Regions from separate parts of the Homo sapiens genome. Here region 2 is linked to region 1. A link is an interaction called in ENCODE POLR2A ChIA-PET data of the cell type or tissue named here. Cell type or tissue: HepG2. All regions are shown on one strand. Links, peaks and the distances in the headings refer to the core of each region. The heading gives the core; the rest is flanking DNA.

Evidence for each region. Peaks named below come from ENCODE experiments on the same cell type or tissue, not always from the same donor. Only the 100,000 strongest peaks of a DNase experiment are listed, where the experiment ranks them.
Region 2: POLR2A ChIA-PET joins it to region 1 with 6 read pairs; 10 of 35 experiments call an interaction of 5 or more read pairs at or near these places.

The regions. Positions count from the first base shown.
Region 1 is chr4:6,891,349-6,895,731 of GRCh38, forward strand. No RefSeq gene overlaps it. Among named protein-coding and RNA genes, the nearest start is that of TBC1D14, 16 kb to the right of the region's middle. RefSeq lists an enhancer at 1,270-1,826. In HepG2, for the core only: a CTCF peak has its summit at 1,267; DNase peaks (open chromatin) are centred at 1,213, 1,640 and 2,413; H3K4me3 peaks cover 1,641 bases.
Region 2 is chr4:6,686,574-6,690,956 of GRCh38, forward strand. It overlaps LINC02481 (long intergenic non-protein coding RNA 2481), which reads right to left and starts at 3,946. Exons shown (of 3, transcript NR_147207.1): 1 at 3,726-3,946; 2 at 2,736-2,886; 3 at 875-2,323. RefSeq lists enhancers at 2,016-3,215, 2,217-2,964. In HepG2, for the core only: CTCF peaks have their summits at 1,687, 2,383 and 3,625; DNase peaks (open chromatin) are centred at 1,718, 2,588, 3,588, 4,088 and 1 weaker place; H3K4me3 peaks cover 2,129 bases.

The DNA of each region.
Region 1 (4,383 bases), core at 191-4,190:
TGTGCCACCACGCCTGGCTAATTTTTGTATTTTTAGTAGAGATGGGGTTTCTCCATATTGGTCAGGCTGGTCTCAAACTCCCGACCTCAGGTGACCCGCCTGCCTCGGCCTCCCAAAGTGCTAGGATTACAGGCATGAGCCACCGTGCCCAGCCTAAAGCAGGCATGTCTTACGTGGCCGGAGCAGGAGGAAGTGGGGGCAGGGGATGTGCCACACACTTTTCAACAACCGGCTGGCACTAGAACTCACTATTGCAGAGATGGCACCAAGCCACGAGGGATCCACCTCCATGACCCAAACGCCTCCCATCAGGCCCCACCTGCAAGATTGGGGATTACAATTCAACAAGAGATTTGGGCAGGAACAAAATGTCCAAACTCTATCATAGTCCAAGGGTTGTGTTACTAAGGTTTACTTTCAGCTTGTTGACTAGGCAGCAAGGAGTTCCATGGCCCAGTTTGAAAGTATTTAGAAGAATGAGGTAGTCACCGTAGCCCCTCTCCAGGGTTAGGCCCCAAGCTGTTACATACAGGGTTTGGAAACTTTTATTCAATAACATATATCAAGGACCTACTACGTACTAGGCCCTAACCCTGATGCTGGTAATACATTTTATTTTTCTGAATCAGTCACCCTCCCTCAGCTCTAGTTCTCTGGCAATGATAGCATCACAACTTCCTCTTTAACCTCTCCTAGATAAACTCCAGAGGGCCTCCCCAGCCTGCCTGCTGCACCCTCTTTCTCCACTTTTCAGGAGTTTGAGGGATTTGGGCTGAAGCCCCACTCTCTGCATGAGAAGATGTGTCATTATCTTGCCCCCAAATTCCCCAGCCTGGTGGCCCCCCAGGAGCCTCATGAAGTCAGCAGGCCGCTCCCGGCTCTGTCCTGACCAGCAGCGTGGGGCAGGGTGGGCAAGGAGGGAGGCACAGTCAGGGTTTATACACTCAGGGTGCAGCCCTTCCTGCAGAATAAGTGACGCGTTTCATCTGGAGGAGACACAGAAGGGTCCGTTTCCACCCCATGACTCTGCAGATGCGCCACTGACAGTGTGTGGTTTCCTTCTTGGCAGCGTCCAGCTCTCCGGCAAGTGGCTGCAGATCAAAGAAAGCAGCGGAAACCTCTAGGGGACACAGCCTCCCAGGGACTGTGAAGCTGAACAGGGCGTGGCGGGAGGAGCCCTGGCTGACAGAAATGCACCCCCTCCCCTTTTCCAGGGTCAAGCCCCACTCCCAGCCCTGTGGGAGGAGGGAGCAGGAAGAACCCAGTGTGTGGCGCCAGAGTGCCTGGCTCGAAATTAATCCTGGTTCCCACTGTGTGGCCTTCGGCAGGTCATTCGCCCTCTGCAAGCCACCCTTTTCTCCTCTGTAAAACTGGAGTTTTAGCACCCGGGACTGAGGGGCCTGGCACACATGGGTGCTCCACAGGTGCCAGTTTCTTCCTCGGTGCCCCCTAAAATCAGCTGCTCAAGCCATACCAGAAGTATGGTCTATCAGAATGTGAACTTCAGTGTCACAGCTGGGTTTGGCTGGGATGGGTATGGCGATGTGGGAAGAAACGAGAATAGAGGGATGGCTGGGGCACCTTGAATGCTTCCTGGCGGCATCTGGATTTCACCCTGGAGGCAGCAGGGGGCACAAAAACGTTGTAAGCAGGGGCACCATTTGTGTCCTGGGCAAGCAGTGGTCTCCGAGGTGAGGGATTTCAGAATCTGCTGGTGCATTCTGGGTACCACGGCTCACACCTGTAATCCCAGCACTTTGGGAGGCTGAGGCAGGAAGATCGCTTGAGCCCGCAAGTTGGAGAGCAGCCTGGGCAACATGGCAAAATCCCATCTCTACAAAAAATACAAAAAAATTTAGCTGAGCACGGTGGCACATGCCTGTAGTCCCAGCTACTTGGGAGGCTGAGGTACGAGGATCACCTGAGCCCAGAAAGTCAAGGCTGCAGTGAGCCGTGACAGACTCTGCACCCCAGCCTGGGGGACAGAGTGAGACCCTGTCTCTAAATAAATAAAAACAAAAAAACAAATCATGATAAAAAAAAAATACTGCCTGTTGAACAGGTCTGGGAAAAAAAATCCACTGATGCATAGCAGAGAATCTGCTAGAAATTCTGTAGCTTTTCAAAGAAGATCACCATGGTATTTTCTTCCTTCTCACAGTTGGATGAGCTCACTGTACAAATGTGAATGGAGCACTGGGCTGCTGACTGGGCATGGGTTTGGCCTGGTGCAGGGATGGCTGAGCTGGGGTCCTGTGCAGGCCACTGCCCTCCTCTGCCCTGAGTGTCCTTGTCTGGAGAAAATGGAGATCACCCACCCCAGCTCCAGCGTGGCAGTGAGTTTGGTTACTCATTCATGGAAGGGAAGGCCCTTTGTAACTGTACACGAGGAATTAGCAAAGTCATCGTTGCAATACACTGAAAAAAAAACCAGGTCTCACCACTGTGCAACCCTAACATAAACCACGTGCGGTATGTGGCCTTTGGACCCAGATTTAACAAACTGTAAAAAGACACTGTTAGAGAAACACTGGGCTAGCGGGAGATACTGAGGAATTGTCAGTGTTATTAGATATGCTGGCAGTATTATGACTACACTTCCAAAAAAGTCTTTCTTCTAGAGACATGTACAGAAGAAGCTGAAGTATCTTCATGTGAACTGACGTATCTGAGATATACTCTAAAGGAATCCAGGGAAATTTACAATAGGAAGAATATGGGGAGGAGGTGAGAAGAGCAGAATATTGATCACTGTTAGGGTAGGCCTCAGGGGTTCATTATACTGTTCTCTCTACTATGTATGTATTTGACATTTTCCATAATAAAACTTGTTTGAAAATATTTTTTTAAATGGCTTTCGAAGTCTAAGGCTGGAAGATCTCTTGAGGCTAGGAATTCGAGACCAGCCTGGGCAACATAGTGAGACTCCTATCTCTACAAAAGAAAACATTAGGCAGACATGGTGGCTCAGAAGGCTGAGGCAGGAAGATCGCTTGAGCCCAGGAGTTCAAGGCTTCAGTGAGCTATGATTGCACCACTGGACTCCAGTCTGGGTGACAGAGCAAGACCTTGTCTTAAAAAAAAAAAGAAAAAAGATTTTTAAAATGTTAGAGATGGAAATAGGTTTTCTGGCCAGCAATGGGGCATAATTCTAGAGACCCCAGGTAGAATCAGCAGGAAAAGTTGCAGCAGATGCTTGGATCTCATTCTCACCCCTCACAGCCTGGTGGCCGTCTAGGGGAGGGAGGAGGAGACAGGGACGTTGCTGGTACCCACTGCCTGGGAACCCCTGGTGAGTTCTCCAGGATCCCACAGCAATCCCCAGGCTGCGGGGTGCTGAGCACGCAAGGCAACCCCTCTCCCAGAGGCAGATGGACCGGGGAGGGTTCTCCATCAGTGCTTCCCAATAAAAGGCCTCCCGCTTCAGAGGGAGTGTAAACTCAGCATCCACGCCCCTCCCAGGGTTGCCGGACACCTTGCTGAACTTAACTTACCAGCTGGGCAGGTGTGGTAGAGGCACCTCTCCCACCGTTTCAGAGCTTGGGCCTCCCACCAGCCCCTGAGCTCCTGCGGAGAAGCAGCTGAGGGCTCCACGGATCTGCACGGGCCTCCTCTTGCCACCAGAGTCTCACTTCCCTGCGCCATCCTGTATCCGTTGGGGTGCAGCTTAGCACCTTTATGGATGACTTCCTCCTTGCCTGTCAAATTTGAAAATAAATGCCCGCCATCCATTTCTGATTGAGCCCCAACCTCAGTTAGCAATACCAGATCGTCTCATTAAAAAAAGAATTGGCTGGGTGTGGTGGCTCACGCCTGTAATCCCACCACTTTGGGACGCCGGGGCAGGCGGATTACTTAAGGTCAGGAGTACGAGACCAGCCTGGCCAACATGGTGAAATCCCATCTCCACTAAAAATACAAAAATTAGCTTGGCGTGGCGTACGCCTGTAGTCCCAGCTATGCGGGAGGCGAGGCAGGCGAATCACTTGCACCTAGAAGGCAGAGGTTGCACTGAGCCGAGATTGTACCATTGCACTCCAGCCTGGGCAACAGAGCAAGACTCTTAAAAAAAAGAAAAAAAAAGATAAAGAAAGGAAAAAGAAAAGAAAGGCCAGGCGCAGTGGCACATGCCTGTAATCTCAGCACTTTGGGAAGCCAAGACTGGCAGATCATCTGAGGTCAGGAGTTTGAGACCAGCCTGGCCAACATGGTGAAACCCCATCTCTACTAAAAATACAATAAAATTAGCTGGGCATGGTGGCGGGCGCCTGTAATCCCAGCTACTCGGGAGGCTGTGGCAGGAGAATCGTTTGAACCAGGGAGGTGGAGGTTGCAGTGAACCAAGACCGCGACATTGCACTCCAGCCTGGGCAACAAGAGCAA
Region 2 (4,383 bases), core at 384-4,383, 200 kb before region 1:
CAAGCCATCCTCCTGCCTCAGCCTCCCAGAGTGTTGGGATTACAGGCACGAGCCACTGCATTGGCCTGAAGGACATTAGCATGTTAGATGGGCATCTGCCAGGCCTGGGTCAGCACATGCAGGAAGGTGCTCTGAGTCCCCTATGCTTCAAAGCAGAGTGCTCTCCACCACAGGCAGTCCTGGACTTGGACCCAGTCTCCCCAGATTGTCAGGGGTTTTCTGGTACTCTGTCACCTGGAAGTCTTGACTCACAAAAGAAATCAACTCAACAGAGATGATGGTGTGGCCTTGAGGAAGGCCTTGAGTGAGAAGGCAGGAGTAGTGGGGACCCGCAGATCTGGGGGGCTGTGGAACATGGAACCCTGGCCCAAAAAAGGTGGTTGGAAGACACTATGCAACCTGCTGCATCTCCTTTGAGAAGGTGGGCTTTTTCTTTCTGTTCAGGCACTTTGCCAGCGTTTAATATTTCATGTCCATCACCAAAGCCACTCTACAGCAGCTCACAGGGGTGCAGAATCACAGACTTCCAGCTTTAGGAAATATCTAAATTCCTCATCCCGCTCTCTGTCCCCCACCATCCACATCCCCCTGACTCCCGCCACATGGAGCTGCTTCCCTATCCCACAGCTTCTGCCCCTGCTGCAATCTCTCCAGATGTGCCACACTCTGTCCCAGCTCCAGTCCCTGTCGCCCCTGTGAGAATGTCCTGAGACCGGAGCACACATCAGAATCCCCTGACAGGTTTCTCTGGCCCCTCTCCCAGCCTTCCCTGCAGTGGATGCCCTGCCTCAGGGTTGTTCTAGCTCAGGGGATGCCGGCCCTGCTGTTCTGGTGTAGCAGGAGGAGCCACAGACAAAACTCCTCAGACACTGGATTAAAGAAGGAAGAGGTTTATTCAGCCGGGAGCATCAGCAGACTTGCGTCTTAAGAGCCGAGCTCCCGGAAAAAGAAATTCTTGGCCCTTTTAAGGGCTTACACCTCTAAGGGGCCCACGTGAAAGGGTCATGATAAATCGAACAAGCATGGGGAACGTGACTGGGGGCTACATGAATCAGCTAACAGAACAGAAAATTTTGCAATGCTTTTTCCTACAATGTCTGGAATTTACAGATAATACAAGTAGTTTAAGTCAGGGGTCGATATTATTATTATTACTTTTTTTAACTACCAGGGCCAGGTGGTGGTGCCAAGGTCTTCTGGCTATTTATCTTACTTCTGTTTTTTTTTTTTTTTTTTCTAACTTTTTGCTTTCTCTCTTTCCTCCTGTCTTGTAAACTAGGCAAGGTCGGGGGAGGAGGGCAGCAAGAGTAGTAGTGGTCTCCTTCCTTACTGGGACCACGCTCTGAAGACCATTCATCCAAGCAAGCCCCTTTGTCTAGCAAACACCTTCTGCTCCTTCAAGTCTCATCTGAAGCACCACCTCCTCCAGGAAGCCTCCCTGACGTTCCTGCCTGGGTAGCCGCTCCATGGGGCTCCCACAGCACACCACTGTCACACTGCACTGTCACCATCCGCTGCTTCTCAATGTCCTTGACTGAACTGGTAGCTCCTCGAGGGACAGGATGAACCAGTCACACAGCTCCTCTCCAAAGAGCTCCCAGCAGAGAAGGCAGCTGGGAGCGAGGAAGGAGGGAGCAGCAGGTGCTTCGAGCGCCACTGGGTGGCCGACACCTGCCAGGCACCTCACACGCTCCGCTGCAGTTCATCCTGCACTTTACTTACCCTTGAGTCCCCCTATCTCTGATCATTGTCACTGGTTCCTAGGAAACTGACACTCGGGTCACAAAACTTGTCCAAGGTGTCACAGAACAAATAAAGGACAAAGCCAGGGACCAAACTAAAGTCAACCTCTGCCTTTCTACAATGCCAGGCTGCTCACCGTCAAGCAACTTGGCGGTGTCACCGAACTCTGCACCGGTGTACTGAGGTGAACAGCATCCCCCAAAATTCATGTCCTTCCCAGGACCTCAGAATCCAGCCTTCTTTGCAAATCAGATCATTGTGAAAGTTCTAAGTTAAAACGGGGTCATGCTGGGGTAGGGAGGGTCCTTAATTCAATATGACTTGTGTCCTTCTGAGACACAGAGGCACATGGGGGGCCAAGTGACAACAGAGGCAGCGATTGGAGTGCAGGGCCACAGGCGGAGGAAGGCCGCCAACCACCGGAGCTGGGGACGGGCAGGGAACAGAGTCCTGCTCTGAGGCCCCAGAAGGAGCAACCCTGATGACGCCTTCATTTCTGCCTTCTCGGCTCCAGAACCAAGAGGGAGCCCATTGCTGGTGTTTTCGGCCCTCCAGTTTGTGGTGATTTGTTCCACAGCCCCTAAAAAACAAATACTACCGGTTGGGAATACTCAGTCACCAGCAACAAGAATCCCCACAGCGTCTCCACGTGGCTGCACGTAGCCGAGGGAGATCACGCCCAGGATTCCTGCAGGAAGAAAGCAGACGGCTGAGAGCCTCCTCTTTGTATTCGGCAAGACCAGGCTCCGTAGCCCTCAGGGAAACATTCGACCACAACTGTGGTGTGTGGGCCCCGCTGTTTGCTAGAGAGCCTGAGAGATGAGTCATTGGTTTCTAGCCTGGAGAAAGACGCCTGCGAGGCGAGACTGTCAGGGTCTCTGCCGCCCTCCCCAGGAGCTGTGTCCCTGAGGTGAGACGCCACCCCTGCCCTCACAGCTACCCGGTGCATGACCCCTGTGTCCAGCCTGTCCCTGAGAAACTGATTTCCTCACCTCTCTCAGCCTCCTCCCTCATCAAATATTTGTCGGAGGCATTATCAAGGATCAAACCGGTTTGATCCAGTGCAGTGCAGGAAACGCGGGCAGGGTGGAGGGGCCTGGGCTTGTTGACCAAGTTCCTCGCTGTGAGCCTCGGTTTCCCCTTCTGCAAAGTGTGGAGATCTCATCAGGTGATGAGTGAGGCCCCTCCTCCTCCTTCAGTTTCCTGCTCCTGCCCAGGCCTCCGCCAGCTCCCAGTGTCCTTGGGCGAGTGCTGCGGGGACCCTGAACCGCACATGGCTGGGGGCTCCTCACCCTGCAGCCCCTCACTGCCTCACCGTGCACATCCGCGTCTCACACCAGCGGCCATGTGGGCCTCAAAAGGGCAAACCTGACGGTGCCTCTTGTGGCTGATAACTCTCCAGACCATTGACCTGGCACAACAGGATCACCTGGGAGGTGCTGGGCCAGCCCAGCCACTGAACGGGCAGCTCTGCCTGGGTGCGGCCCAGCAAGAGCTAGTTCTTAAAATCACCTAGGAGCTCGGACGTGTGGCTGGCTCTGCGAGGCCCAGAACTACAGGATCAAGCCCCTGAGGGGCCTTCCCTGGTTGGTGCCCTCCTCCCCCTCCAGCCCATCTCCACCCTGGACCCCCGCTGCCCATCCCAACTTCTTGATTCCCCAGAGCACTGACTGGTTGTTTGTGCCTTGTTCCTCACTGTCCCACATCCCAAGGCACCGACTCCTCCAAGCCTGCCTCCCACTCCACTCCCACTTCACTCTCCCCATGCCCTTCCCGGGCATGAGTTCCTCCACCCCCCAGCACAGGCCCCGCCCTCCTCCTGGCCTCTCTGCTTCTCCCCTTCCCAGTCACCTCTTCCTTGCCACCTCCTCCATGCACATGGCGCCCTCTGTGGCTGGTACTCCCTGACACCAGGATCCCAGCCTCGTTCATCGTGCATCCCCCAGCCCAGCACAGGGACTGGAGAGCTTGGATCAACTTACAGCTCCCACCTGCTTGGGCCGGTGCTGGATCCTGGGCTACACTCGAGGGGCCGTCTGTCGCATCTGCTGAGCACAGATGTCTGGAGAAGGCCCCATCTGATCCAGATTCCAGAGGACAGAGGAGTCACTTCCAGAGCTGTTCCCATGACACTCAGGACAGGCTGGGCAGGCCAAGCCTCACCTGCCCCACTGCATAGCTTGTGTTTTCCTGAAACCTCCTGATCCCCACCTGGGCCCGACTGACTGGGGATGTCTCCTGCCTGCCCATCTCCGTGGTGATAGGGCGGCCTTGCCGAAACAAGGCCACATCCTGGCCTTCCCGGGGGTTGACTGCTGGGCCCCTTCCTGTCAGCGGTTGCTCTTTACCCTGGTTAACATGTAGAAGCTCGTGGTTCGAGCTCTTCATCTGGCCTCTTTTTTTTTTTTTTTTTTTGAGACAGAGTCTGGCTGTCGCCCAGGATGGAGTGCAGTGGTGCGATCTCAGCTCACTGCAACCTCCACCTCCCAGGCTTAAACGATTCTCCTGCCTCAGCCTCCCGAGTAGCTGGGATTACAGGCACGCGCCACCATGCCTGGCTAATTTTTGTACTTTTAGTAGAGACAGGGTTTTGCATGTTGGCCAGGCTGGTCTCGAACTCCTGATCTGAAGTGATCCACC